Linked DNA regions of Mus musculus: all the other regions are linked to region 6. Evidence: chromatin loops called from intact Hi-C (ENCODE). Cell type or tissue: left cerebral cortex. All regions are shown on one strand.

Region 1 (5,000 bases), 140 kb after region 6:
AAGAGAAGAGAAGAGAGGGGAGAAAGGATAGAAGAATGGAGAGAAGGAGGGAGAGAAGGAGGGAGGGAGGATAGGAGGGATGATAGGAGGAAGGGAAGGAGGGAGAAAGGGATGGAAAGAGGGAGGGGGAGGGAGGGAGAGAAGGAGGAGGGAGGGAATTATTTGTGCTTGACTATTTGTGCACGAAGCCCTGGGCTCAAGGGGAAGGAGAGATAAACCAGAGGAGGTAGTGCATGCCTGCAGTTGGGAGTTGGAGGCAGAACGGTCAGGAGTTCAAGAGAGTTCAAGATCATCTTCAGCTGCATATGGAGTTCAACACCAGCCTAGGGCTCATGGGAACTTGGCAGAAGGAGAAAAACAACAACAACACATGAGAAAGCAGACTCAAGCCAGGACTGACAATGAGTCAGCGCCAGTCCCAACAATTCATCCTGACCGCTTGGAATGCTATCAGGCAGCCTGGGGTTTTGTACAAACTTAGCAGGAAAAGTTAGTAAAGGCACAAGATGGAGAAGTGGGTATTCCTCATCTACATGAAATCTAATTTTTTTTTAACTTCTTCCTACACACATCAGCCTCCACCAGTCAGGACAAGAACTGCATACTACTTCCTGGATGACTCTACTTGATCCGCTGCTCTGTACGACTCTTTTCATCACACATACCACCTGTTCTCATAATTTTTCCCTTTCACCACCAGCTCTTGCCTCGACCTCCTCAAATGGAAATTTTCACCTAGCCCCTGACATCCTCTATGAACAGTTTATTACTTCTGAGGGTCTGTCAACATCCTCAGCTGTATAGATGTGTGTGTGTTCATGATATTCCACATCATGTATGTTTCGACTTCTCCTACTGGATAGTAAGATCTTTGAGGAAGTAAGCAGGCCTTGTTCATCTCACAATTCTTCAACTCTTGTCCCTCATTTAGACACAGCCAGATTTCAAGAGAAGATTGTAAAATAAATAAACTCTTTAGCCAATATTCTGATAGCATTGTGACACATGACTTAAAAAAAAATCAGAGAATCTCTTGGAACTGAAACCATCTCAGAAGCAAAGGTATTCATGTAGAAACCTTCTTAACAATGAAGTGTGACAGTAAGCACCTGTGTGACAGTAAGCAAGCACCTGTTGTCTCAGCTCTCAAAGCCGGGGGGGGGGGGGGGTGTCTCAAGTCAGAGGCAAGCTTGGGCTACATATGTGGTGAAATCTTGTGTTAATACGTAAACAAATAAATAGACCAGTTGTGATAGCATATACCTTTATTCCTAGCACTTGGGAAGCATAGGAAGTTGGTTTCTGTGAGTTCAAGACCAGCCTAGTCTACACATTCCATTCCAGGACAGTCAAAGCTACAAACTAGATAGATAGATAGATAGATAGATAGATAGATAGATAGATAGATAGATAGAAAATTAAAATTAAATGTCCTTGACAACCATGAGCAAAAAACAAACTTTAGAAGCCCCAAATCAGGAGGTGACACAACTGTGAATTCAAAGGAAGAATTTGTGTCATTGGAATAGCAGCAAGATCCTCATAGACAGCCAGTATATATGACACACCTATAACCCTTTCACCAATGAGCCTAGAATACAATCCACCCAGTATAACACAAACTCTCAAAAGAAAAGGAAAATCCAAACCCATGTCTCACACAAAGCTGTGTGATTTGCCTATTTTTTGTAAATGCAAGTGCAGAGGAAGGAACCTACTCCTAGCAAAAACCGCTATTGTGGCCAGATGTAGTGGTGCATGCCTGAAATCCTCACATTCAGGAGGCCAAGGCAGGAGAATCTCAGACCAAAGGGCTAGCCTGAGCTACATAGTAAGACCCTGTCTCAATAAACCATAACAATGCTAAGAATTGCTGTCCTTATTGTTATTATTATCAGCAGCAGGAGCCTAGAATGTCACTGGGCACCTACGATCTCAGCTTCCTGGTCAGATGAGAGGGGAAGTATGGACCATTAAGCAGCTTAGGTAACAGTAGAATCTCCTCTCTTCAAATGTATTGTCATTACTATTACCATTATTCTTAGTGAGTAGAAAAACCACTACAATCGCTTCTCAGCCTTTTGGCTAAGATCAAGTGGAAAACTACTACACTGAATAGCACCATCTAATCTACTGAAGTTTCACCCCGAGATCAGCCTACAGCCCGCAAGCCATTTGTGACCTCAAACTGCACACTTAGCCCTGAAACAAGGTGACTATTGTTCAGTAGAGGAACAGTGAGCCACCTTCCACACTCAGGCCTCTTCTCATTGCTCATTTGTATAGAAGCCACTGGCCCAAAGCCTTCCCCATCACATACATCTCCAACCCATAGCAACAAGTCCAAGAACACAATTTATAACAACCCATGGAGAAGCCCCAAGCACCAGGGACCTCATCTTTCCTTTATAGGAAACTAACTTTCACTGCTGTTCTTTGAATGCCTAAGAGGAGAAAAATAAATTAAAGAGAGACAGTGACAGACTTTATAATTTCCAAAGTTGGTGCCAAGTTCTGTCTAGGAGGAAGGACATTACAGGCATTTCACTCTTCCGGGAAAGCAAGGTTTGGGGGGGGGGGGGGGTTTCACGTTAGGCAGTGAAAAGCAAATGGCCTAAGCCCAAATCCCAAAGAACACCGTGATTTCAACGATTTGGGGGTTATCTGCCCTGTCTTTTCCCTCTGTGTCTGTGTGGTTCCTCAAACAAAGTGGGCTGGAAGGGTTCAAGCTCGGTTCACAGAAGGGAACATTCTGTACTCAGCCTGTGCCGGGCTGCGTTGTGTAAAACGAGATCAACAGAATGATCTCAGCCGCAGCGCAGCCCGGCAGCAGCAGGCACCACCGCCACCCCCCAGCCCAGCCCAGCGTTTGAACGTGTGGGCCCAGAAGCCATCTGCGGACAGTGACCGCAAAAGTGGGCACACGTGTGTGCCCCCGCACCCTCCCCCCACCCCCACCCCCACCCCCACCCCAGAGATGCCTTTCTGGTCCTGGAAGTTCAGTTCTGCTGTTTCTCACTGGAAGGTCAAGGGAGTTGTTAGCATATTTGTCTTTAGAGTTTAATTACAACTGAAGCACTTCCAAGGAAACTAGCCCCTGTGTGCACACTTCTACTTTGGCATCGATTGGAGCTTTTCAATCTGTTTGGATGTTTCCGTGCCTCAGATGACAGCGGTAATACTAAATATGCTACGGAGGCCGCGCCTGCGCTAAGAGGAGGCGGGGGCAGGGAAAGAGGACAGAAGACCAAAGGGAACGAACAGTCAAGACCATTGCCGGGGCTCCACTCTGCACCCGCCCCCAAACTTTTCCACCTACCAGATACGAAGCCTTTTCATCTTTTGTCTAGAATTTAGCGAACAATTCGACACATATTTATCCGATGCTTATTTTGTGCATGGGCCTGTTCATAAAAGAGTACCTGAAACAAAATTTTTTAGCAAAACGGAAGCCTGTCTTCCAAACTAGAGGACCGAGGGGAACAGAAAGGAAGAGGAGAGCTGTGTGACCATAGGTGGGGGAGGGGGAGTTAGGAAGAGAGGTAAGCAGTCTGAGCTGCTGGTAAGGACCTGAATTCATGTAGGTGTTTTCCAAAGCTCTGCAGGCAGACCACATGGTTGCCTACCAGGAATCTTCCCATGCCTGTTGTAAAAGATAGGGGGTGACACAAAATGCCCAAATCTCCCCGCAGGGGGTTGGTTGTAGGCTGGGCCTCTCGATGCCTCCTTTCAAGGAAACCCAGTCCTGCCCCGTTGCAGGAAAAAGAGAACAGCGGGTTGAAGGGCAGGGAGAAGAACAAAGGGCTTTCTGTGCAGGATGGTCTTGCCTCCTGATTTACTTACTGTCCTTGGGACATCGGGCAAGCGCCTCAGACTTGGTGCTGTTGCCGGAGAGTGCTCAGTTATTTAACTGGGGAAAAGCCACCTGTTTGCTGAATTTGCCTCTTATGGGGTCCAAGGAAACAGAATGTGCCTAATTAAGTAAATAGTAACCATGGTTGTTATGAGTGTAAGTGCGGGTCAGTGAGAGCTCTTTCTTAGATGTTGATTAAGAACATCACTACTGTGTCCTCTGAACTGTTTTCTCACCCACATATTTTCAGTGTTTTGACTTAGCAAGTGGTTGTTGAGCAGCCTCGCCTGCCTCCACGTCTGTGCTGAGCTGCTGAGCCTTGTCCTGGTGAAGTGTCCCCCTCTTTCTGGAGCAAGGGTGTCTGATCCAGGCAGCAGTACCTGGGGCAAGAATCAAATGCCTTCTCAAAGTGGGCCTTCTTGTTATGCTCAGTCTAGTCTCTCATCCATCTTCCAAGACTGATTTCTAAGGCAGTGGCAGCCTATTCCAGAGACAAAGGAGGTGCTTGGCCTGCCAGGGAGCTGGGGCTTAGCTGGAGCAACCCTGAAACAAAGCATTCTTGAGATTGTACTTGCAGAATGTAAACACCCTTTTCTCACTTCAGACCCGGAGCTCCTGCCAACACTGGAGAAATTACGATACAAAGAACCTCCAGGGCCTGGACATATTACCATGCACTGCTACCCGGGGAGGTAGGAGGAAGATGGCCTCTGGGGGACGGCAGTCATGGCTGTGTGTCCATCTGTAAACCAGTTCTCACTAGAACAGAAGACTAATAAAGATTCACAAGCCTCTCTGGGTATGGTGAACCACACCTGTAATCCCAACACTTGCAAAGGCTATGGAGGAGGAGGAAGAGGAGGGGGAAGAGGAGGAAGAGGAAGAAGAGGAGGAGGAGGAAGAGAAAGAGGAGGAGAATGGATTATTTCTATGCTGGAGAACCCAGTAAAGTAACCTGAGCAAGTGAAATCAATGCTAAATCTGGTAGATAGAGGAGAACTTGAATGAACCTACAAGCGTAGCTGCATTGACCTTGATCTTTAAAGAGAGATGGTATCCCACCACCCCTCACCCTCATAAATGACCTATTAGCCCAGCTCTGAGAGACAACCTGAAGAGACAACTCAAGCCAAAGACTATACATTGT
Region 2 (5,000 bases), 310 kb after region 6:
CAAGTGGGGCAGTTTCTGAATGGTCATGCCTTCAGTCTCTGCTCCGAACTTTGTCTCTGTAACTTCTGGATAATAAATTCTATTCAGCCATAAAAACCCCCAAAACCAAAAAAAAAATAACCCTGTAGGTAAATGGACAGACTATACTAGTAACTATACTAAGTGAAGTCGATCAACCCTAGAAAGGCAAATGCTGTACATTGTGCTGCGCCTGGGGGATCCCAGAGCTCGGTGTAGAGTAACCTGGGTTGTTCCCACCACCCACAGCGTGGCTGAGAGGCATACATAGTACACATACATGTATCCAGGCATTCAAATACATACATAAAGTACTTTTTTTCTCTCGGTGTAGTTCTAGCTGTCCTGAAACTCGCTCTGTAGACCAGGCTGGCCTCAAACTCAGAAATCCGCCTGCCTCTGCCTCCTGATTGCTGGAATTAAAAGTGTGTGCCCCATTGCCTGTCTTACAAAATAATTTTTAAAAAACAAACCATACGGAAACATTGTTTTATAAACTTCATGCAAATATAACCTGTGTGTGTGCTTCATGTGGAATTATGTCACACTGAGCGATAATGTTCCTTAAAAGACTACCTAACTAATATAAATATCCAGGGTCAGGCAAGCAAATCTCCCTTGAGTTGTTGGAAAAGGGGTGTCTAGGAGACCCTCAAACAACACTGGATGACTGTCAATGTCTTTGCCTCCCAGAACTTTAAATTTTGGACACAGGACTTGGAAGAATTCTTAAAGTATCCTCTTTGAAGATTAGCTCTCATATTATGGGAAGGAGCTGTGTATGCTGCCAGGGAGAAAAGTATTCAGAAGACCTACCTAGTTGCTAAGTGTGTGAAGCACACAGTGATGGGCGAGACATCCCCAGAGGTGTGGTGATGATACTTTGTATCCTTGGGATGACAACAGCCATGGACTGGTAGTGTAAGCCTAGCCAACTACCTATAGCTGGAGATGTTACAGACCCCAGAGGAGAGAGTACGACTGTCATTCTTCTAAGCCAATGTAACTTCTAACTGTATTCTAGAGCAGCTCTTAGCCTTCATTTAAAAAGGTTCTTTTTGCAGCAAGCTGGAGGCTTCTACACAGATGGATGATTTGATAAGATGTAGAGTAAGTGAATCAGGAATGCACAGACTATAACTATCAGCACATCTATAACACAACCCTTAGACCTCAGCTGCAGAAGATGGAGAGGGAATACTTTTAGAACCAGAAGACTAGCATGCTTACTCTGAGGTACTGAGATGTGAGAAGGATGCTATAGCCACAAAAAATCTCAAAAATATATTTGATTCTACATGCCAAAGAGGATGGGAAAAATGAACAAGGCTCCACACCCAGATGAAGGCAAGCACCTAAGCAATGGCTGCTGAAGGGCGAGAACCATCTTATAGGTTCTCCAATCTCAAGTGGTCAGTCCTAATTTTTTTTGTTTGTTTGTTTTTGTTTTTCGAGAGGGTTTCTCTGTATAGCCCTGGCTGTCATGGAACTCACTTTGTAGACCAGGCTGGCCTAGAACTCAGAAATCCGCCTGCCTCTGCCTCCTGAGTGCTGGGATTAAAGGCGTGCGCCACCATGCCCGGCCATCATTCCTAATTTTATGTACATCACTAAATGTACTCGGTAGGTGTTATGTACACACAGACCATACACAAACATGCATATGTGTGTGTGGGTGTATATATTTATATAACATATAATTATAAAAAAATGAAGCAATGAACTTGAAAGGGAATTGGGGAATACTAAAGAAGTTGGAAAGGGAGTAGAATCTATGTAAATACAGTGCATTCATACATAAAATTCTCAAAATTTTTATTCAAAAATAACAAAAAATACGGGGAGAGAGGAAATAGCCAGACACTAAGTTCCATGGTAGTTAAGTAAGAAAGGAGCCCCTGACCACTTTAAGCCACAATTCTTGTTGATCCTTGTTAGTGTAACACAGGGGAAAAAAGGAATATATATTTATAGAAGATTAATCAAAAGGCTTTATTAGGATTTCTGGTCTTAAATAGTTAACTGAGTATAGAGAATAATGTATCTGTTTGGCACAAAAGAACAGCAAAATATAGAAAACATCTTCAATTAGTAGTTCAGAAAAAAAATTTCCTTAAGTATATATCTTAAAGAGACAATTATCACCTTTTATCTAAAATTCTTTCTCTGGAACGCTGAATTGTCTTAAAAGTGGTACAGAAATAGCTTGACTAATATTGAACAAGAACAACCTTTTCCTGGAAGGCCCTCTTGTGGAAGAAGAGTGCTACACACTTTCCAGTATTTGGGGATCCCAGATGGAAATACTGACTCTTTGGTTAAGAGCACTTGCTGCTCTTTAAGGACAGGTGTCCTCAAACTGACCCCCTTGCGCCCCCCCCCCTACTCCCAGCGTGGGCATTAAAGCCATGAGCCACCATGCTGGGCTCGCCCTCTCAGCCCCAGTTAGAGAAAATAGATCATGAAGTTATTTTGGTCATTTCCAACTCAAACTCTTCAAGGTTTGTATTAATCCACATCTTTATTTTATACTGAAGCTGTTTTCTTTTAGGCTAAAACTCCTAATGACATCATTTATTTCCTCACGTTTACAAAAAGAACATCACAGATATTATAACAGCTTAATTACTGAAAACAGGCAAAGATTCTCTTTGAAATTTTTTAGAATTGTTTAGAATCAATCTTTTTTTTGGAATAATTTTTTTTTCTGTAAAGCAATGCTTCTAACTCAAAGATGTTAGAATTTACTTTAAAAAATGTAGTCAAGAAATTATAGACATTTAAGTTAATAATCTGATTGCTATTTTGCTATTTATTTGAGATGGGGTCCATGCTGCCTATGCTGGTCTCAAACTCTTAAGCTCAAATGATCTTCCAGCCTCAGCCTCCTAAGTGCTGGGATTACAGTCACAAATCTGCCTGGTCTTCATTCTGTGTTCTGTATTGGTAAACAAACATCTACTCCTGAGTTGTAGTAGCCCCCGCTCTTCACCCCTCTCTTCTTACAAGTACCTTACATGATATTCATACCTCCTATAGCTTCTCGGGAGAAAGATTATCTGTTGGCTCCTTACAGTAAGTAATAGTAAAAAAAAAAATCCTTATTTCCATGTCTGAAAGTATCAATTCATATAATAATACTGAATATATCTAAAAGACAATCAGCAAATATATGCCATTTTTTTGCAACTTTCATTCCTTTTCAGAGAATTTAGCTATATATTAGACTTATAGCCACAGTTAGCACATGTATGATGTAGTTCTTACTCTTTTCAGTAAGTTTTGTTTTTCAAAGGAGTTTAAGATTCTTAAGTGTAGACAATGAAAGCATCACTAGACTGTTGTCTAGTCCATTATTGGTAGGATTTCTTTCACAGTCTCTCTCCGTTTCAGCTCTTTTCATAGTGGACTGCTGAGCATCTCTTCAGAGAAGAAACCCTGCTGGCTGTTTGTTTTAAAATTCCTACAGACTTATGTTGCCAAATTGTATTCTCGAGTTCTCAGGTGGAAATGAAGATTAACTTTGAAAATCAATACCAAGAGATTTTTTTTTATTCAAGAATTCCTTAGGGGGGCTGGAGAGATGTCTCAGCGGTTAAGAGCACTGACTGCTCTTCCAAAGGACCTGAGTTAAATTCCCAGCAACCACGTGGTGGCTCACAACCACCCGTAGCGAGATCTGACACCCTCCTCTGGAGTGTCTGAAGACAGCTACAGTGTACTTACATATAATAAATAAATAAATCTTTGCTGGGCGGTGGTGGCGCACGCCTTTAATCCCAGCACTTGGGAGGCAAAGGCAGGCGGATTTCTGAGTTTGAGGCCAGCCTGGTCTACAAAGTGAGTTTCAGGACAGCCAGGGCGATACAGAAAAACCCTGTCTCGAGAAAAAAAGAAAGAAAGAAAGAAAGAAAGAAAGAAAGAAAGAAAGAAAGAAAGAAAGAAAGAAAGAAAGAAAGAAAGGAAGGAAGGAAGAAAGAAAGGAAGAAAGAAAGAAAGAAAAGAATTCCTTGGATCACATCTGAGTTTATTTTAAGGGGAGAAGTTAGAATTAAATGGGTGAAGAAGTCATCAGTGGGCAATGGCAGAGGACTGATTGTATAGTTATAAAGTTTTGAATCATAGAACATCACCACGCCTCCCCAAACTTAAGACGAGGTCTGGTTACTGAGTGCACTCCAGGACTAATGGTGCAATCATGCTCATGTACTAGACATTCAGTAGAAGCCCTGCAGCGTGGTGGAGCTTCTTGGCTGGTAAGCACATCAGGAGAGTGACATACACACTTCCTCATGAAAAGAGCACAGAACCTGTTTAGGATTCTCTCCGAGTGCTCTGTGTGTTGTTCAGAGGTCCGTGTTTTTTTTATTAAACTACTAACCATGAAGGGTCCATGGGAAACCAGGGTTTTGTAGAAGATGGTCACAAGTACAGATGGCCTAGGATCCTTGAACTTAAAAAAGCCAGTGTGTTAAGAAAGAGCCGTCTACTGGGACATTTCTTATAAACTGTTCAGTTTGATACTAACTGCATGTGATTACCATCAAAACAGGACTGTAAGACATCAATAGGGATTTCTCAAGTTTAGTTTTGTTACTGCACAGGTCTTCCATGGATGTTTAGAATACCAAGTGTTCTTCTATTCTTGAGAAAGTAATTTAGAGATTAAAATACTAAGTAACAACAAAAACAAAAATAAAAATTAACTGCCAGCATCACCTTGACATCTTTAGGATTAAGTTTGTGTATTATTTCATACTTCTTTCCCCACACAACTTTATCATCTACTGTGAAATATTAAAGTTAAGGTTAAACTGTAGTGATTATTCATCTATCCACTCTTATAGCCTTCAAGTATTGCTTCCTCGTTTACAAAATACTGTTTTATTTTATTAATAACGATTACTCCTGTGCCTAAGAGCACAGGTGTGGCCACACTAAGTCAGCTTTCTCCTTCTACCTTTTCCCAGGTTTGAGAGATT
Region 3 (5,000 bases), 85 kb after region 6:
CGTGTCTTTTAAGGTAAGGGAATAAGAATTCAAGAACCAAACGAAAACAATGTATGTGTTAACCAAAAGGAAAAACAATAAATCGGTTATTTTAAACATGAAGTTATTAAAACATTTAAATCCTTACATCTTCACATCAAAGTAGATAATTATATTGTCTTTTAAAAAAAAAACAATACAGAGACATTAAGACAGCTCAGTAGACTTTTCACAAGCTCAACAACCTCAGGTCAATTCCCAGGATCCATTTACAAGCAAAAGAAGAGAACCAACCCTGAAAGCATGCCTCTGACCTCCACACATGTCCCAGGGCATGTAGTTAGCCATATTCTCACATATGTCATACATAAAAACAATAACTTTTAAAGGAGCTATATAGTAAGGCCAACCTAAGTGATTTAGTAAGACCCTGTTTTAAAACTACAAATAAATTCCACTGTAGTGGCTCACACCAGTAATGCCAGAACTTGGGAGGCTAAGGCAGAACCATTGCCACAAGTATGAGGCCAGCTTGGGCAACTGTCAGACCTTGTCTTAACAAATGATCCCAGACGTGGCGGCACATGCCTTTATCCCAGCACTCAGAAGGCAGAAGTAGGTAGACCTCTGTGAGTTCAAGGCTAACTGGGTCTACAGAGAGTGCTCCTAGCAGCCAGAGATACAGTGATGACTAATCTTAAAATACATAAAAATAAAAACCACCATAGTAGTGGTAGTAATAACAATAACAATAGGTGTTAGGTGTGTGACAGAATAGTAGGCTCAGTGACAGACCCCTTGACTAGTATGTACAAGACTCTGCGTTCATTCCCAAGTTTCTCACCCACAACAAAAAAGATTAATTAAGAGGAGACAATATGGTTTGATCCCAACTTCTGTAAAATTCAAACCAGACATACAGATATGGATATACTTATGTATAAGTCATGAGAAGACTGGGGAAAGACCTCAAAAAATAATAAAAGTTTTACAATATGGCTTTTCCTTTTGAAAAGTCAAATGTGTAAGAGGAACCAAATGTGACCTAAAGCTAGGCACGGTGGCTCACACCTTAATCCCAGCACTCTGGAAGCAGAGGCAGGTGAGTCTCTGTGAGTTCAAGGCCAGCCTGGTCTATATAGCCAGTTCTGGCACAGCCAGGATTACATCAAGAGACTCTGCCTCAGAGAGAAAGAGAGAGAGGGAGAGGGAGAGGGACAGGGAGAGGGAGAGGGAGAGGGAGAGGGAGAGGGAGAGGGAGAGGGAGAGGGAGAGGGAGAGGGAGAGGGAGAGGGAGAGGGACAGGGAGAGGGAGAGGGAGAGGGAGAGAGAGAGGGAGAGAGAGAGAGAGAGAGAGTTACCTGAGCAAAGTTGGGTGACATACCAAGAGACACCAACCTCAGTTGTCACGGTTTTCTTTATTGACTTTGTGCTAAAGTCCACTCTAGATGTCATCCCATAATCGCAAGCCTTCTGATGCAAGCCATCTCCTCCAGCAAATGGTATAGTTAGAAGGAAATGGGAAAAGTAGTTCAGCTACTAATGTCATGAAATTATCATTTAAGGCATAAATATAATCAATGCCTTTCGAGCAGTTACTTTGTTCTTGTGAAAGAACTGAAATTTTTATTAAAAAGGCAAGACACTCATGGCTAAAAAGATAATTGCATGTTTTCATTATTTAATTAGAGCTGTTGAAAAATGGGAACAAGCATCCTAAGTATGGCTCATCAGCATTCACAGCACTCAAGTAGAAGCTAATGGCCCCCGGGAAGACAGCGCGGGGATGGCTTCCCACATCCGGGTAGGAGATTGGACTTCATAACCAACTCTGGGACTCTGAGTAGAGCACGACTCAAAAGTCTTTAGAATTAAGAAGAAAGAACAACCCCACCCCACCCCCAGCCTAACAGGAGGAATACGTAGGAAGGACTAAAGATGACAGGATAGAATCAGGTATTCCCAAGGCTAGAGTCCCAGGTAAAACAAGTCTCTAGCTGAAGAAACACTGACACAAAAACCTGGGGATCAGTAGGAGCCACACTGCCCTGTGCAAAGGACTCGCCACTGAGAGGCGCTGCTGGGGACAATGTTTCCTTCAATTCACACAGTCTATGATGGTGGAGTTATTATTCTCTGACCCGGGGAGAAGAAAGGAGATTCATCATTCTGTACACCAAGCCAGGCTAGAGTCTTGACTTTATCCTGCGACAGGAAGAAAGTAGCTAAAGAATTCTAGACAGAGCATGTGGCATGTGGCAGGGGACAGGGTAGAAGTAGGGAGGTGCGGGAGAACTTGTTGAGTGACTCCTTTCCAGGCAAAAGTAAAAGGGATATTCACAACTCAATTCAATACATGCCTACTGTCTGACAAACCCTGAGCGCCATTATCCTCTATCTGAAACAGCGCCTTCTCAACTTCCTGGTGAACTAAGTCTTTACCTGTAGAGACGATACTTCAGTACACGCCCAATAAACTATACCCAGAATGCCTGCTTTCCAGTAGCACTGGTGCCGTGGAGCTCTATGATCCGGCTGAAGCTATACTTTTGGCTGCATTCTTGGACGGAGGGTATTGATGGTCTAGGAGTGCCAGTCAGTTAGCCAAGGTGGTACACACCTGTGATCCCAGCCCTTGGAAAGAAGGGGCAGGAAAATTGTTCAAGGCCGGTTTGGGTTACATTATGAGATCAAAAGACAATAATAATAATGAGAGTGAGTAGTAGCCATAATAAAAGTGTTGATCAGTTCTTCTCTTGGGAATTTGGACTAGAGATGGTACAAAGAGGCAAGCTAGATAATAAAAGTACAGCCCATACCCTTGGGTTTGTCAGTAGTCATGTTCCTGCATGTTGGCTGGGTTGCAGAGGGAACCAGTCTGCCAAGAACAAGAGAGAGAAATATAGTCTTGAAGCCAGGAGCAGATGTAGGAACCAAAAAGATTCTAGATTCTTCCTGAGATGTAGCTATAAAATCTCACACTTAGACTCTAAAAACATACCAGCATCCTCAAAATAAATACTTCTGTTGGGACCCTGGATAATGTCCCCAAGTCCTGACTCCCAGAACTTTTGGTTATTAGCTTATTTTGCCAAGGTAAATATCCTGAGGTGGGGAAATGAGCTTGGACTATTCAGGTGGATCTGATTGGAAGGAAAGGAGTCAGAATCAGCGGACCAGGGACAATTGAAGCAAACTGGGGGAGGATCTGAAGCCAAGGAGTGTGGGGAGGCCTCTGGCAGCAGGGAAACAAAAGGTCTAGCTTCTTCCCCGAGAATCCCCGGAAAGAATCAGACCCGCTGCCATCTTGGTTTTTGGTTTCTGAATGTATGGCCTGGAAAATGGTAAGAGAACATCACGATGATTTCTCAAAGCAGCAGCTGGGAATGAACACATCGCCACCTGACACTTGGCATTATTAAAAATGAAGCTGTATAGTGCAGCTCAGGAAACTTACTTTTTGTCTTTGTGATATGTTCTAGCCCAGGTTGGCCTCAAACTCACGACCCTCCTGCCTCAGTCCTGAGTTTTGTTAAGAATATATGGTATTGGGCTAGAGAGATGGCTCAGTGGTTAAGAGTACTGGCTGCTCTTCCAGAGGTCCTGAGTTCAATTCCCACCATCCACATGGTGGCTCACAACCATCTGTAATGGGATCCAATGTCCTCTTCTGATGTGTCTGAAGATAGCTACAGTGTACTCATATAAATAAAATGAATCTTTTCAAAAAAGAGAGAGATCTTTTCAAAAAAGAGAGAGAATATACCATATTGAGGCTGGAGAGATGCCTCAACAGTTAAGAGCATTGGTTGTTCTTCCAGAGGATATGGATTCAGTTCAGGCCCTTGGCAAATTCCCCACTGAGCAGCATTAACACATGTCACTATATAAACCAGACTTTGCCAAGCACCATAAATAAATTATATAGACAAAGTCCCCTTGAGTGTCAAGTATGCTTTTAACATACATTCAAATTGCAAATGGCTACAAAGCCAAACTAGAGGAAACTGGGTGGGTTTCTCAGGAAGGGTGAGATTTATATTCAAATATCTCAACTGTGAAGAATGGATGGGATCTCAGGGTAAGGGGAAGATTCGAGAAAAAAAGGCATAACCTGGGGTGTTTTTTGAAAAAGTCATGAAAGCATACAGATGCAGTAGACTCTGGAAAGCAACGTGGGACTCACGGAGCTGGAGCACACCACGATGTGCGGTAAGTAAAGAGAAACAAATCCAGGAAATCAGATCCAGGCTAGAGCTCAAGATGACCCAAAAGGGCAAATCATAGAGAAAGTCGGTGTGGGGAGCAGGTGAGGCTCACTGTGGAGCTGAAAGGGCTGCACTGTGTGCTAAATATGGATGGATCTTCTGGATGCTCAACACGGAGCGAGGGGAGATGCTAACCAGTAAAAAGGGGAAAGCTGAAGATGACACCAAGGCCTTACATTTCACATTTGACCCCAAAGACAGAGTGCAGTTGTGTTTCATCAGTGTGAGCCCATCCACTTTTTCCCAAAGATGAATAACTAAGCAAATAAACTATGAATGAAACCAAGTCAGATGGGGGATGAATTGAACAAGCAAACAAACGATGACAGTCCTTGACCCAAACAGTGACAAGATGACGAGAGACTGAAGTCAAAGGTCCATGAGACCTTCAACTTGAAATTTGATCTGAGCTTGACCAGGGCCAAAAGGGCTTTAGTCATCGAGGTAGTCCTCCCTGTGTGATATGTCTGATTAAATCTCCTGTGAGCCTCTAGTCTGATACCAGCAGACAAAGTGAAAAACACAACAGTTGTTCCTATGGGGTGTTTCAGGCATATCAAGAGAACTTACTTGGTCACGGGAAGAAGCTATAGAGGGTCTCCATGGAAGGCCGCCATGTCACCAAGTCCTCATGAGCAGCTGACAGCTGGATATGCTGACTGAGAAGCTGGGTATCGAGAGCAGCAAGCCACACAACTCATAGCCATTCCACCTTGTAGGCCAAGTAGCCTAGGGACCCAATAGGTTCTTCCC
Region 4 (5,000 bases), 300 kb after region 6:
CTTCTCCCATCTCACTGAAGGCTCTGGTTAAAGAAGCCAGTTCTGGACCCACTACTGAGGAGACACAGGGAGGCCAGACAGAGCGGGGACACAGGACAAGGTTGAAAAGAGGGAAGGTCTGGAAGAACACACTGAAAGGGAAGAGAGGCTTTTCTATAGCAGTGCACTGAAAACAGACTGTTAAGAACAGTACAAGAAGAAGGAAGAGCCCCACGCAAAGGATATAATTATAATGGATGGGATTTCTGTGACACAGGCCTCACCTAGTCTATTTGGCCACATTTATGCCCCACACTGACTCAAGCTACTGATAAACATCCTGTTTGAGCAGGAATGATGTTCCCAGTAAGCAAACTTATCTAAGAGTTTAGGCTCTGTCTGGGATTAGATAAGGAGTCTGATTTTATTTTTTTGCCTCTTGACAGCAATGTGACATTCAGTAAAATTACCATAAGTCTCAGTTTGTTGTTTTTTTAAGTAGGGTAGATTTAAGTTCCTGCTTTATAGCACAGTTATAAGAGATTAAACGGTTGGAGGTGGGGTGGGGTGAGGGTGAGGAATGCCTTTAATCCTTGGGAAGCACTTGGGAGGCAGAGGCAGGTGGATTTTCATGAGTTTGAAGCCAGCTTGGTCTACAAAGTGAGTTCTACAACGGTCAGGGCTACACAGAGAAACCCTGTTTCAAAAAACCAAACCCAAACCCCAAACCAAAAAGATGATCTGAAGAGATCAAACAAGATAACTTTAGGAAAGGAAGCATCTCGGAACTGAAGTATTATCCATACATTTCTTAGTTACGGGCAGGCATGGATTGTGTGTAAACTGCTACGGAAGGGTCTAAAGCCTCAAACCTAGGACTTATAATAAAATGGTATTTCACAGGTATACTTCACATGAAGCAGAAGGACCTTGTGAGGCAAAACTCCTCAAAGGACAAAATGGTGCTATTCTGTTTTATATGTAAAAGAATGAAAACTCGAACATTTGCCAAAATCTAAAATTTTTAAGATATTTCACCTTGGAAACATTTTGACACATGGAAATGAGAATAAATTACCTCAGTATACCAACAAAAACTTTTAATTAAGATCAAAAGATGGCTAGCCTTTTGTCACTTACAGTCCTACCCTCCTGATTCCACTTTCCCAATTATATTCAGGAAATCCAGGCATTTCTTCTTCCTTCACTCACCCGCCTCGCCTATAGTGCTGGGAACTGAAGCCAGGGACCCATGTACCTAAGCATACATGATCACGTCATCGTATTTCCAGCCCTTCTTTATATAATTTTTCTCAATGAAAAATTTGTTTTATTCAAAATAGCAATGCATAAAGCTGTAGTTCAAGGAATTAGCATATTACCTACTTTCTTCTAAATTTGTGATAAAGAGGAAACTAAGAACACTGAGCATGGTAGTGGAAGTGAGGTAGGTAGAAGCAAGATCGTCAGGGGAGTTCAATGTCATCTTTGCCTATACTGCAAGTTCAAAAACTTAGAAAACACCACCCAACACAAAAAACAAACTCAACCATCTGCTACTTTGTTTATGGCTCTTAAGTTGAGAATGGTAGATTTATAAAGCACTGTATTCATTCAACACAGCTGAATAATCTTCCCTCACACTGGCTGAAAAATAGCAAGGCATTAGCCACTTCTATAAACACCACCCCCAGCCCCAAACCAAGCAAATCTAATGCTAGAAACCCACAGGTGATCTCTTTCCTCCTTTTCATAATTTTTCAGTAAACAAAAATATCATGTATAATTCCAAAGGAAACAAATTTATATGTACTCCTTGCACATAATTAAAATTGCTGGTCATAAACTACATCCCAAACGCAATTACCTCATTTTCTGTATGAAGATCAACTTCACCAGCACACTGCATGGAACTAAAAAAGTTGCTGAATTTCTCATTAATTTTTTCTACTAGCTCCTTTAAGGGGTTCAGCCACCTTTCTTTCACCTACAAGTAAGAGGCAAAACAAAACGACACTGAAAGCAGTACTATCCACTCTGATATAAGACTTCACACACAACACAGTCTATAGCAGAGTTAATTTGGTTAGAAAAACACTTTTCGTCTCAGGAGAATAAAATTTATTTTGTATAATTTGTACGCTCATCCCATTCATGGCAAACAAATAAGGATAAAAATTACCTGCGAAATGTTTTCCCTGTATTCATCTAGTTCAACTTTCTTCCCCTGCAGTTCTTCGGTCAACTGCTGTATTTCTACTTCTCTTTTTGAGTACTCCTCAACCACCTGGTCGAAAAAAATTCTTTAAGAAAAATTTATCAAAGGATAAAATTATATAAAAATTTGCATCAATTAAACTACTGGCTAAAAATGCCACTGTGCTGCTTATTTGTACATGATTTATACTACTGAATACTGAAAATGTTACTTTTCAATCCTTGAAAAAAATGCACACTGCTGTACTTCAAGTTAACGCAGCTACTCTTTTTATAAAGAAAAGGCAAGGAACACTGTGTTCCTTAGGAAGACTCTATTTAGAATTCTAATAGATTCAGAATCTGGCATTTAAGGCATTGTTCCTGCTGCCTAGCTTATTATTACCCAGAGCTCCAGTACAGCGTGGGAGGCAAGTACTGGAAAGAACTGTGTGTGTGTGCAGGCTCACAGGGGTGCACACAGGCATGTGCTTGTGCACGTATGCACTGAGGAAGACAGCAGGATAAGAACTGTGGGATGGAAACTGAGAACGAGGCGTACTACCGAAGGATTCAGTCCTGTGAAGCACGAAGCTCTTGACCTTTCTTCAGTTAATAATGCATCGATTTCATCCAATGTGTTTGGGAGATCTTGAAAAGCCTAAAGAAGAAGAAAAAATACATCATTAAAAATGGAATAGTGAAGTTTTATTAGAACAGTTAAAAGGAAGTAATTTGCTACATATCTACTATCTGATTAATAGCATGCTAGCATATAGCAATACAAAAGAATCATAAAGAGGGCATTTTCTCTTTAAAAAGCTTACACTTTAAAAGAAAAGATGTATACATGTTGGATAGTCCCTTAAGGCAATGTATTGATGTTGAATCTAAAATAAGCAGTACACATCACATCGGCTTTGGAATACAAAATAATGAAGGGTCAGTTTATGCTACATGAGAATTAAAAGAGTTCAAAGGCCCACGATTTATCTCTGGGTCTGAAAGCAATGGCTAGGGAAAAGCAACGCAAAAAGGAGATAACAATTTGGAAAGAAGAATGAGTACTGCATACCATGGGGGGTGAGGAGCTGTGTCCATTTGGAATGGTGGGTACTTGCTGAATTGGTAGAATGGGTCCAGAATATGTGGGGCATTGAAAGAGAGCAAGAAGTTAGAGCTTTATACTGTACTTATGAAGACCTACAAAAGCATCCTTATAACTCAATCACTGAGACAGAACTCCATCAAGACTATCTTCTGAACTTATGCCACAGAGACTCACTAGGGTAGACACTTTCCTACAAGGAGAGGCATGCAGTACACTTTTGTGCCTAGCATAACCTGTAGAGCCCTTATAGTAAAAGGTATGCATGAATTGGGAGCCTGAAAAAAGGTTCTGATGAGTTATATGTATCAACTGGATAACCTTGATTTGTATCTTTTTTAACCCTTTGGAACTCAGTGTAATCTCTGCCAAGGCCTCTAGGTATTTAGATGTACACGTGCTACATCCGTGCCGTGTATGCCGAAGTGTGAGCTTATGTTCCAACACTTACTTGGCATCTTCACCAGATTCTAACAGGCATACTAGGTTTATTATATTGAAACATAATTTCTACTTCATTCAGCTTCCCCACCACTGTAAGCAAACCGATTTCTCATTAATAATTAGCTTGACAGTTTGTTCCGGCAAACATTTAGGAGTTCTCTCTTACCCCTGTCATGTCTATCACTGAAGTAAAATTTCTTCCTCCCTCATCCCTTTGTGCTACTATATTAATCTCTTCCCTGGTCAAAAATAATGACCCTTAGTTATTCTCCATAGAGCAGCTAAGAGTATTCATCTACAAAGTGATTTTAATAGCAGTATTCTTGTGTTTAAGATCCTCCAATGGATTCTATTTTAAAGATAGGAGAGCCCAGGGTAAGGGCTTCAGAGTAGTGGTGGAATGCCTGCCTAATCTCTGAATATTAAAGGCGGCTGTGGGGACCCAAACTCTTTGTATATTCTTTTTTTTAAAAAATTAGATATTTTCTTTATATACATTTCAAATTTCAAATGCTATCCCGAAAGTCTGCTATACCCTCCCCCCAGCACTGCTCCCCTACCAACCCACTCCCGCTTCTTAGCCCTGGCGTTCCCCTGTACTGGGGAATATAAAGTTTGCAAGACCAAGAGGCCTCTCTTCCCAATGATGGGCGACTAGGCCATCTTCTGCTACATATGCAGCTAAAGACACGAACTCTGGGGGTACTGGTTAGTTCATATTGTTGTTCCACCTATAGGGTTGCAGACCCCTTCAGCTCTTTGGGTGCTTTCTCTAGCTTCTCCATTGGGGGCCCTGTGTTCCATCTTATAGATGACTGTAAGCACCCACTTCTGTATTTGCCAGGCACTGGCATAGCCTCATATGAGACAGCTATACCAGGGTCCCTTCATCAAAATCCTGCTGGCATATGCAATTCTATAAGGTCATATTAATCCAAACTATGCCTTCTTCTTTGCTTGGAATTTAATTTTTTGTTTGTTTGTTTTCTGAGACAGGGTTTCTCTGTATAGCCCTGGCTGTCCTGGAGCTCTCTTTGTAGACCAGGCTGGCCTCGAACTCAGAAATCCGCCTGCCTCTGCCTCCCGAGTGCTGGGATCAAAGGCGTGCGCCACCACGGCTTTAATTTTTTTTTTTAAAACACCGTTTCTCTGTTATGACCTTGGCTGTCCTAGAACAAACTATGTAGATCAGACTGGCCTCAAACTTGGAAATCTATCTCCCCCTGCCTCCTGAGTTCTGAGACTAAAGGCATGTGCTGCCACCACCACGCTG
Region 5 (5,000 bases), 62 kb after region 6:
CTTAATGATTCACTTTTATTATCATTATCACTGTCACGAGGAACATCTAAGTCATTTCAGCCGCACTTGCTGTGGAATCTAGAACAGCTATTCTCAACATGTGAGTCGAGACCCCTTTGGGGGTGCCGCATATCAGACATCCTGCCTATCAGAGATTTACATTATGATTCATAACAGTAGCAAGATTACAGTTATGGAGTAGCAATGAAATAATCTTATGGTTGGGGGTCACCACAGCATGAGGAACTGTATTAAAGGGTCACAGCAGTAAGATGGTTGAGAACCACTGATCTAGATGACGTTCCTCAGACTGGCCTGACACCTATACCATCTGACTAAACCAAGCTAAGACCAAGAGCACGGATGCTCAAGGAAGCATCTTTTGTTTACTCAGTCAACAAATGCCTACTGTTTTCATGTGCATGCAAACATGCTGAGCCAAGAGGAGGGAGGGTAACCTTGAAGAATGATGCTCCATTGGGCATCTCATGTATGGTACAGACAAGTAGCTGGGCAGTGGCAGGAATGTGAGAGTCCCAAGACAAACAACAGGAGTGTCGGGAACATAAGGATATGACCAGCCCCATTCCGGCGGGGGTGGGGGGGCGGTGGTTAGAAAGTAGACTGCTAGGCATGCGTGGAAGAGAAGACACACACCATAGGTCAAGCTTGAGAGTGGGATTAGGTTGACCACCAGTCTAATGGAAGCAACAGAAACAATGTGGCTCAGAATCAGGAAGCAAAAGGGAGACTGGCCTCTAAGAACTACAAGAAACTTGGTCCAGGTTGTGTCCATAGGGAGAAGTAAGAAGGGGCAGCCCTGGAGAGCCACCTGGAGAGTTTAAACATCACCTGTCAGTGCATTCCCTTCCAAGACCATCTTACAAGGCTGTCTTGGATGCTCAGTAATACCCAGTTACGTCAGGAGCAAGATACACCCCATTCCCACATCCACTTATCTGCCATACAGAGACAAAGAGCGTGCCTTGGTCATCTAATCCTGGCCATAAAATCAGGGACTTGCTAGCCCACTGCTAGTAAAACCCTTGATGGCTGCAAAGGTATGTTTTACATTTAAAAAAAAAAATCATGTGGATTTTGCAACCTAATTAAAAGTTCAGTTACTCAACCACGAGACCAACTGACAAGGAAGGTTACAACGAGAACACTGTACCGACAACATCATGGGTCTTCTGGTTCAGTGGTCTTGGTGAGAGCTGGATGTTAGTAGTATTTCAGGCTGCTGGGTGCGAACTTCTGCAGAGTACAGTGCCAGGCAGAAGGAGTTCTGGAGAAAAGCAGGTCCCCTTGCTGTCCTGCTCAAACTTTGTAGACCCTGGGTCCTCATGCAAACCCTCCTGCGAGATTCTCAGCAGCACCCTATGGGAAGGGCTGAGCTCTCTTGAGGTGCTCTTACCCACTGCTAGAAGACAGACATAAAGTCAACCTGTTCAAAGGCCAATGTAAAGCAGATGGGAAGGAAGGGCTAGCTCACCTACTGCTTGCCCCTACCTACAAGCAACATCTAGCTCTGTAATGATTAGAATGAGACTGGTCCCTATAGCCTCATATATTGAATGTTTGGTTCCCAGATGGTGGAACTGTTTAGAAAAGTTTAGCAAGTGTGGCCTTCTTTGAGTAGTAGATGTGGCCACGTTGGAGGAGGTATGTCACTGGAGGGTGGGCTTTGAGGTTTCAAAAGTCAACACTAGGCCCAGTCTCACTCCCCTCCCTGCCTGTGCCTGTGAGTCAGACATAAGCTCTCAGCTAACACTCCAGCACCATGCCTGCCTGCCTGTTGCTATGCTTCCCACCATGATGGTCATGAACAAACCCTGTGAAACTTGTAAGCAAGACCCTAATTAATTTTTTTTTTAATGTTGCCTTGATCACTGTGTCTCTTCATAGCAATAGAATGGTAACAAAGACAGGCTCTGTGAGCCACACTGTGCAGGGCTCTTGTTATCCAGGACTCCTCCCAACCCCTTTCATTTACCTGGAAACTCCAAGCTGGCCTCATTAGCATATTACTTCTGCTCACCCAACCCCACACAGCACCTTCCTTCTCCCTCCCACCTCCACTTCTCCCCGAACACCCCTGCCTTTGCCATTTAGTCACTGGAGTTAGGTTTTCTGTCGTGTTCCTGAAATGCACATATTTGGAATGAAAATGTGGTTGGCTTGTTTTTCATAGACAAGTAGCTGTGGGCTCTGTGGTCCATCCCTGTTACTCCATTCCCCTTTATCCTCTCATCCATCAGGGACACGGAGTGACAAGCTCTCCGGGTGCTTCTCAGGGTGCTGTCTGGCACTGTTCCTTCTGTACTGAGACAGCAAATCGTTGGCCAAGGCTGTGGCTTGTTTCTCACAACAATTAACAGTTGCCCTGGTGTTAATTTCTAATCAATAGCCTGCCATGCTTGGCTCCAAGCTGTCAGCTGGAGGCCTCTACAGCACATTTTGAAAGTAACTTGCCAGGAGGTAGGACTTTGGCTCTGGCTCCTCCAAAAGCCCCCACCAAACATTTTAGGAACACCAAATGCCCTCTCACCACTACCAGGGGTTGAGGGACTGAGGGACCAGGCAGGTGGCTCTAGACACCTCTTTGAGTCTGATGACAGATTGGGGACACAGGTGGAACTGCCTCTCCTCAAGAGTGGTGGCCCTTTGAATATTCATGAAGATCTCATTTTCCTATTTTGGCTTTTTTGAAACTTTTTGCTGTTTGAGGTGGCTGTATTTTTCTTCCATTTAAACCCCTCATTTAAATGTCTGTGGCTCTCTCTCTTTTTTTTTTCCTTTTTAACTTAAATCAAATAGCCATGGTTTCTCATTTTTTACCTGTGTCACTTCCTCTAGCTCCCTGTGGACAGAATGAGACCCGAGAGGATGGCAAGACAATCCAGCTGCCCCCATGCAAGACAGGAGCATGGATTGTCCCGGCCATCATGGCCTGCTACCTCTTGGTGGCGAACATCCTTCTGGTCAACCTCCTTATTGCCGTCTTCAAGTGAGTGGCCACTCCTTAAGGCATATGGGAGGATGGATGGGCAGCAGGCAGAGGGAGCCAATACTTCGAAAAGTCAATACTTGTTTGTCATGTGACTCTCCGGTCTGTTTCAGCAATACATTTTTTGAGGTCAAGTCGATATCCAACCAAGTATGGAAATTTCAGAGGTACCAGCTCATCATGACTTTCCACGAGAGGCCGGTTCTGCCCCCACCGCTCATCATCTTCAGTCACATGACCATGATCTTCCAGCATGTGTGCTGCCGGTGGAGGAAGCATGAGAGTGACCAGGACGAAAGGGACTACGGCCTGAGTGAGCTGCAAGCCGGCGCCTGCAGCCGGAAGTTCCCAGCAATTCCCATAGGCAGTCAGGCAGGATCCACGCCTTCCTTGGTTCTCCTGCCTCACGCGTATTTTAGGGGATGGGACAGGGACCTGCATGATAAGATACAGAATAAAAGGAAGACAGTATAGCATGAGCTGAAGACAGATTTCTTAACCACATCCAGTTAAGAGAAAAAGCATTCTCCAACAGTGCTGACTCCACCTTCACACACACTTCCTCAAAATCAGCCACGTTAATATGCACCAAGTGCTAAATTAGATATAATTCTTTAAACAGTGTATCCTGAGTTTTATTCTTCCATGCTCATTTCTGGGACTGTCACTATTCCAGATTTTCAATGTTTTCTAAGCCTTCAGCACTGTGCCTATGGGATTTTGTTTTATTTTTTATTTATTATTTTTAAGAGAATGAAACTTGCTTTCAAAGCACAGAACAGTGGCCTCTCCACCACCCACCACCCACCACCCACCTTCTAGCCTGGTGTTTCTGAAGGGAAGTTTGGCTGACACCATGCTGGAACAGTTCCTCACTGAGTAAGAAAGTGTGACTCATTGCAGGAGACTTAACATATCCATCTCTGCACATTAAGTACCATTGGCTCCTGCAGGCTCCTAAATGCCCTGTGGGCATAAACTCTAGAATTGCTGGAAGTGCAGTGACTTATAGACAATCTACTGTGCCTATTCCAAATGTGTCAAGTCTACATCTACATTAAATCCACAAACTCGAGCCTCTGGGATGGTGGTCCAGGAATCTACCTCTGGTCCATGGTCCATACACCCATGGCTTAAAACTGGAGTTATTTAGTCAACTGTTTCTCTTAAGCTGAAACTCCTAGTGGTCTCCCTGACTAAGCAATGTCCTAGACATTCAAATCAGACAGTTGGAAAGACCTAGAAATTCTATCGTCATTTCCTTCTGAAACACAAGTTTAGGCAAACAGAAAGCTGGGGTGCCCTGATATTTTGTCCTCAAATCGTGTCCGCCTGGTCAAGTCCTGGGCAAGGAAGACTGTCTTGATTGCTACCTTACAAGAATATTGCGCTGGGGGTCAACTCGGGGCTCCAAGATAATTTCAATAAAGCATGAACATCAGTGGTAGAAAACTTGGCTTAGCTAGAGAGTACAAGATGACTGGAAATACAGTGCAGGACAGAGGGCTGTGGGATTAATTTTTTCATCATCATCACAACCAAATACCTAACAAAAGAAACTTAAAGAAGGAGAGATAGTGTTCATAGTTCATGGTTTACAGATACTCTGTTTATTATGGCAAGGAAGGCCTTGGAAATGATAGGTCTCCATAGCAGCAGGATTATAAGGAGCTGGCTAGCCAGTTCCTCCTACCTCCAGGCTATGAACTTTAAAGACTTATCCACAGTGACCCAGACAGACCTCACATATCCTAATACAGCACTGCCATCTCTCTGAGGACCAGTTACTCAAATGCATAAGCCTGAAGGAAGGGGATTTTTGTGTTCAAATTACAACAGAGGTCATCCAGAGACCTATTTCTACTTCAGAGCCCATTTCATAGGTCTAAGGTCTAAGAAGCCCCACCAACCTCATCTATGTGATTTGCTTTTGTTGTGCCCTGTTTATGTGGCAGGGTCTTACTTTATAGCCCTGGCTAGCTTGGAACTC
Region 6 (5,000 bases):
CCCCTGAGGCCAGTCAGGGCCTTGCTCATCTAGGAGCATGGCCTACAGGAGGTTTCGCTCAACTGCCATTCCCCTTGGGGTAAATTTTCTTATGCAAGAGCGCCACAAATTCCTTCCTTCCCACGTTGACATCAGTGAATCTTTCAGGAACAGACTCCAAGCCTTGGCCCTGAGGAGTATAACTCATAACTAGCATTTCAGCCAGTCACATCAGGACTCAAACTCCAGATGCTGGAGCCTCAGGAGGATTTGATCCACTCTGGTACACAGCAGGCCACACACCCCAGGCCTTCCCATAAACTGCTTTATTTTCTCTTGGTTTATTTCAAAGAAGCAGAAAGCAAACTGGAATATTCCAACCATGGTAGGACAAGATGACAATACAGTGGAAAACAGGTAAAGAAGCTGACCACTGCAGGTCATAAACACCAGGAAGACATTATAAACTCAGGAGAGAGCAGAAGTGGAGCCTGGAGATTACGTCTAGTCAATTTACACTGTAGTTTGACCAACTTATAAGTATATCGCTGTCTTCCTTTCTTTCTGGTGGGCATTAATCTACCTGGCAGGTATGGGGGGGAGGATTAAGTATACATTTGTAATGTTTTAGAAATAATTTTTCAACAATAATTTAAAAATTAATAACATTTGAAAGTAAGTGTCACCCTAGCATGGAAAGCCAAGTCTATACGTAAGCAAGAACAGCCCTGATAGGACAGGTTCTTTTCTAAGTCAGAACACCAGAACACATACAAAAACACACACACACACACACACACACACACACACACACACGTGAACACATACACATGAGCATACACACATATGAACACACACACATGAACATACATACACATGAACACACACATGAACACAAACACGTGAACATACATACACATGAACACATATACATGAAGATATACACACATGAACACATACACACATCCCAACAGCTGGTGACAGGCACACAGATTCATACACAGTGACAGAAAGCTCCAAGGTTGGGCCCCAGAGGCACGTATCAGGGTCACAACTAACTTCAAAAACCAAATGATTTTAACTATGATAGCCTATTTTAAACCTACGTGGGGCAGAGATGGCTGAGCAGGTAAGGAATCTTGCCATCAGCCCAGCGACCTGTGTTCGCTCCTCAGAACCCACATGGTGGATAGAAAGAGCAGCTTCTGTGAACTGTCCTCGGGCCCCACAGGAATGCACACAGAAAACTAATATTTTTTGGTATCTAAGACTCTACATCTCCTTTGCCATGGGTTCCCTGCTTGCTGACCTTGCTCTGTGCTGCCACAGTGCAGCGGGCTCACCCGGGGCCCCGCTCCCAGGCCTCTGCAGTTAGACTACTTACTGTATTGTATTTCCTTACAGCTGGCGTATATTGGATACCTGATGCTCTTCAACTACATCGTGTTAGTGAAGATGGAGCGCTGGCCTTCCACTCAGGAATGGATTGTCATCTCCTACATTTTCACTCTGGGAATAGAGAAGATGAGAGAGGTAACAAAATGAAATAATAAATAAATGAAATAATAAATAAATGAAAACGGAAGGGAGATGTTGGCTCATCGACTCTGGCGAGGGAGAGCCAAGAGGGGAACGTGGGGTCCAAATTAAGCCCCAAACTGTGTTCTGGAGAGTTGCTAAGGGCTGCTGCTCTCCTCTGTGTCAAACCTAGAGAGGTATCCTAGAGCAATTAAGTCTATTTCCTGCTTACATGCTTTTTGCTCCAAGAGTTCTCCAGTGGGCTTCGATATCATTTACACCTCTGTCTTCTCATCCCTGTGAGGATGACGCTGTAAATTTTGCTATTCTTAACTCCCATCTCAGCCTCTTACTTGGGATCTCCTTGGGCATTGTCCACCAATCCAGTGTCACCTCTCCAAATGTATTTCAGCAACTCGCCATCAAGCACAGTTCCCTGAGTTCAATGCCCAGAACCCACACGGTGAGCAGGGAGAAACAACTCCTCTGCATGTATCCTTTTGTTCAGTTTGTTTTTGAGTTGGTTCCTTCTTGATGTCTATCCTGCACATGCTGATCGTCCGCCAGCCTTCCACCCCTAGGGAGCATCATGGAGGCTGGACACACAGTTGTGGTATTTCAAGTTGAGGATGTAGTAGTTCTCTCCTCACCTACCACCAGACAGCCTAAGAAATGCCCACCCCTGTGTGACATGTTTGAAGTCAAAGCTAACCACATGGACAGGATATTTTATTCAGTGCTAAAAAAGAAATGAGTCATGAGGCTATGGGAAAATGTAGGTGTGTAATCATAAAAAGAAAAAAATCTGAACAGGATATATTCTTTATGATTCCAGACATGAAGTTCTGGGGAAACTTGTGGGGGAGCACTATGGGACCAGTGAGATAGGTGGTTGCCGGGGTAGGACTTTGGAATGATGGTAGGTGAAGGCTAGGGCTTCTAAGGGCACAAAAATTCTTTGTACGCCTTTCTAGTGATGGATTCAAATTGTTCCACATAGGTTCAAACCCATAGAGTGTACCCTGATGTGAACTGTAGTCTCTGAGTGATAATGTGTCAACATCAATCCACCACTTAAGACCCTTTGTAGGGATCCACACTTACCATGGAAAGTGCCTTCTGCAAACTTAGTACTGCTCCAAACACTTAAGTTTTAAAGAGAAAGAAAGAAGAGAAGAGAAGAGAAGAGAAAAGAAAAGAAAAGAAAAGAAAAGGAAAGGAAAGAAGAGAAAAGGAGAGAGAGAAAGAGAGAGAGAAGGAAAACAACAAGAAACAAAAAAAGAAAGAAAGAAAAAAGAAAAAGGAAAAAAGAAAAAAGAAAAAGAATAGCTAACCCCAGCCGCCCTTTTGAGTCCAAGCTTCTAAAAGCTCTGTGGTCAAGAAACAGTCCACAAGAGGGCGCAGCAATCCTGCCCAGTGCGCTCCACAAACTCCAACCTCACCAGAGAAAACCTGCCCGGAAGGAAGACAGCAAGGTGAAGCGACTCCTCTGCTTGTTCCCTGGAGCTGCAGTGAGTGGGCGGGGCCGTTTCAGTAGGAACCGTTCCTGTCAAGGCTGCGGTTCTGGGAGCCCCGGAACAATCCTGGTTTCTTCATTACAGTGGGTGGGTACGGAGGGAGGCAGGGCCAGTTGTTAAAACCTACAAGCCCACCTTCGTCACCCAGACAGCTTCACAGACTGAATTTCATCTCTGGGATGGTTTCCAAAGAAGAAAGATGTGCTATCTATTAAACTTAACTGCACTGAGATTTACATACACACACACACACACACACACACACACACACACACACACTTTGCATTCAGCACCTTTCTCTGGAGCTGTTTGGGTGCTATTTTCATTCTAATTAGCATTCCCCCATCCCAGAAGCTTGAGAGTGGTGTACAAGTCTCAGTCTGATTAGAGACTGGATTAAATGACTAGGGGACCAAGGTAGGAAGATGTCTGTGTTGGTGCGGCCAATTCTCTGCACTGGGTTCTGCCATTCAGAGGGCCTTCCGTTTCTTGAACAGTACCATGGACTTGTAAGCTGAAAAAACAGAAATAAATTTGCCTGGGACTTTGTGTAGCTCTGAGAACTGAGCCCGCTTCCGCTAGGAGCCCTGCCGCCTTGTGATGCCAGCCAGTATTCTGGAGACTCAATACCCAGCCACATATTCCTTCCCCATCACAAGCAGAGGAGGGAAAGACTGGAGTGTGGAGACTGGAGTCTGTCCAGGACGAGGCTGGAAGAAGACAGGGAGCAGCCTGTACTCCGCGGACTGTTCTGGATTAGCTGCCAAGTGGGCAGGCGGCCAGCAACCTCCAGCCCTGGCTATCCATTTCTTAGGAAGCTGCGCGTCACGGCAGGCAGGGTGGGGCTTCCGATGCCGGGTCAGGACCGGGTCAGCTGAAGAGTGCTTGTCTCTGAGGAAGATGTGGGGAAGTGAGGTTGTGGCCATTTTTGTGTGTGTGCCTGACCTTTTTCTCTGCAACTGGTGAGGTCGCCTTTCCCCCTACCCCCATGTCTTTACTTTGAACTCTGTAAGGAAGGGCTCAACTATGGAATGGGTGACAACTCCCACAAGCACTGGCCTTCCTGCCTCCTCGTGGTTGGTACACAAGCCCTTGGGAACTCAGATGCTAGATCCTGGAAGGATGGAAAATTTTGCATGCTTCCGTGCCTCCCAAGCAAACACGAGGAAGGCTGTGGTTTCATGTGCTGCCTTCCCATTCTCTTTAGCGCATACTTCTGCATGTAGTCACCAGAGCCGGGCCACAGTAAGCCCTTAATACTATGGAACTGTTTACAGCGAGCCTTAGTAGACATTATCTCACCCAGTTCTCCCACAAGTCTATGAGGGCAGCGGCAGCCATGATCATCACATCCACCCACCACCCACCCTCCCACCCCCCCCACCCCCGTTTACAGGTCTGGGAAACAAGATTGAGCAATTGTTTGGTATGCCACAACCAGAAAAAAGTGAGCTAGGTCTGAAACCTCTTGGGTCGTCTGAAATTCACTTCCCTTTCCACTCTCCCATGATGCTCTACTGCAGTGGTTCTCAGCCTGTGGGTTTTGTTCCCCCCCTTGAGGGTAGAATGACCCTTTCACAGGGGTTGCCTAAGACCCTCAGAAAATGCAGATATTTGTATTATGATTCATAGCAGTAGCAAAATTGCAGTTATGAAGTGGCAACAAAAAATGATGCTATGGTTGAGAGGGTCACTACAACATGAAGGACTGTATTAAAGGGTCACAGCATCAGGAAGGCTGAGAACCACTGGTCTACTAGATCCCAGGATTCTAAGGCCCGTGTTAAGGGATGGCTTAGCAGTGATGGCGCAGAAGAGGAACTCAGCCATTTACTCCTGGTTCACACCAACTCCCTCTTTATCTCTCTAGCTAGATAGATAGCTTAGGAAATGCAGTATAATTTACCTGTAATGAAAGGAACCCATGCTGAAGTGCTGTTTGATGGTCCTTTGCTTACACATACAACTCTAATCACCAACGATGTC

The links. A loop is a pair of places that touch in the nucleus more often than their neighbours do. Peaks named below come from ENCODE experiments on the same cell type or tissue, not always from the same donor. Only the 100,000 strongest peaks of a DNase experiment are listed, where the experiment ranks them.
Region 1: a loop joins it to region 6, with 8 times the contacts of the local background. A loop is called at or near these places in 8 of 42 quality-filtered maps.
Region 2: a loop joins it to region 6, with 6 times the contacts of the local background. A loop is called at or near these places in 24 of 42 quality-filtered maps.
Region 3: a loop joins it to region 6, with 2.5 times the contacts of the local background. A loop is called at or near these places in 5 of 42 quality-filtered maps.
Region 4: a loop joins it to region 6, with 7 times the contacts of the local background. A loop is called at or near these places in 24 of 42 quality-filtered maps.
Region 5: a loop joins it to region 6, with 4 times the contacts of the local background. A loop is called at or near these places in 2 of 42 quality-filtered maps.

What each region holds. Positions count from the first base shown.
Region 1 is chr19:23,054,268-23,059,267 of GRCm38, forward strand. All of the region lies in intron 4 of C330002G04Rik (a long non-coding RNA gene), which reads right to left. Among named protein-coding and RNA genes, the nearest start is that of C330002G04Rik, 19 kb to the right of the region's middle. In left cerebral cortex, no CTCF peak of the experiment used is centred here; DNase peaks (open chromatin) are centred at 2,792, 3,214, 3,491 and 3,681; H3K4me3 peaks cover 929 bases; H3K27ac peaks cover 3,031 bases.
Region 2 is chr19:23,222,988-23,227,987 of GRCm38, forward strand. All of the region lies in intron 17 of Smc5 (structural maintenance of chromosomes 5), which reads right to left. Among named protein-coding and RNA genes, the nearest start is that of Smc5, 48 kb to the right of the region's middle. In left cerebral cortex, a CTCF peak has its summit at 2,267 (motif pointing left); a DNase peak (open chromatin) is centred at 2,280.
Region 3 is chr19:22,997,666-23,002,665 of GRCm38, forward strand. C330002G04Rik (a long non-coding RNA gene) reads right to left here. Exons shown (of 8, transcript XR_001782629.2): 6 at 2,799-2,857; 7 at 1,378-2,613. Among named protein-coding and RNA genes, the nearest start is that of Gm52388, 73 kb to the left of the region's middle. In left cerebral cortex, no CTCF peak of the experiment used is centred here; a DNase peak (open chromatin) is centred at 2,873.
Region 4 is chr19:23,211,905-23,216,904 of GRCm38, forward strand. It overlaps Smc5 (structural maintenance of chromosomes 5), which reads right to left. Exons shown (of 25, transcript NM_001252684.1): 19 at 3,251-3,295; 20 at 2,741-2,836; 21 at 2,162-2,266; 22 at 1,847-1,966. Among named protein-coding and RNA genes, the nearest start is that of Smc5, 59 kb to the right of the region's middle. In left cerebral cortex, no CTCF peak of the experiment used is centred here; a DNase peak (open chromatin) is centred at 2,605; H3K27ac peaks cover 2,162 bases.
Region 5 is chr19:22,975,433-22,980,432 of GRCm38, forward strand. Trpm3 (transient receptor potential cation channel, subfamily M, member 3) reads left to right here. Exons shown (of 26, transcript NM_001362491.1): 23 at 2,860-3,010; 24 at 3,124-3,323. It overlaps C330002G04Rik (a long non-coding RNA gene), which reads right to left. Exons shown (of 8, transcript XR_001782629.2): 8 at 3,315-3,445. Among named protein-coding and RNA genes, the nearest start is that of Gm52388, 51 kb to the left of the region's middle. In left cerebral cortex, no CTCF peak of the experiment used is centred here; DNase peaks (open chromatin) are centred at 2,192, 3,264 and 3,891; H3K27ac peaks cover 1,737 bases.
Region 6 is chr19:22,913,048-22,918,047 of GRCm38, forward strand. It overlaps Trpm3 (transient receptor potential cation channel, subfamily M, member 3), which reads left to right. Exons shown (of 26, transcript NM_001362491.1): 20 at 1,384-1,512. Among named protein-coding and RNA genes, the nearest start is that of Gm52388, 11 kb to the right of the region's middle. In left cerebral cortex, CTCF peaks have their summits at 2,889 (motif pointing right) and 3,597; DNase peaks (open chromatin) are centred at 2,199, 2,968, 3,708 and 4,119; H3K4me3 peaks cover 980 bases; H3K27ac peaks cover 3,023 bases.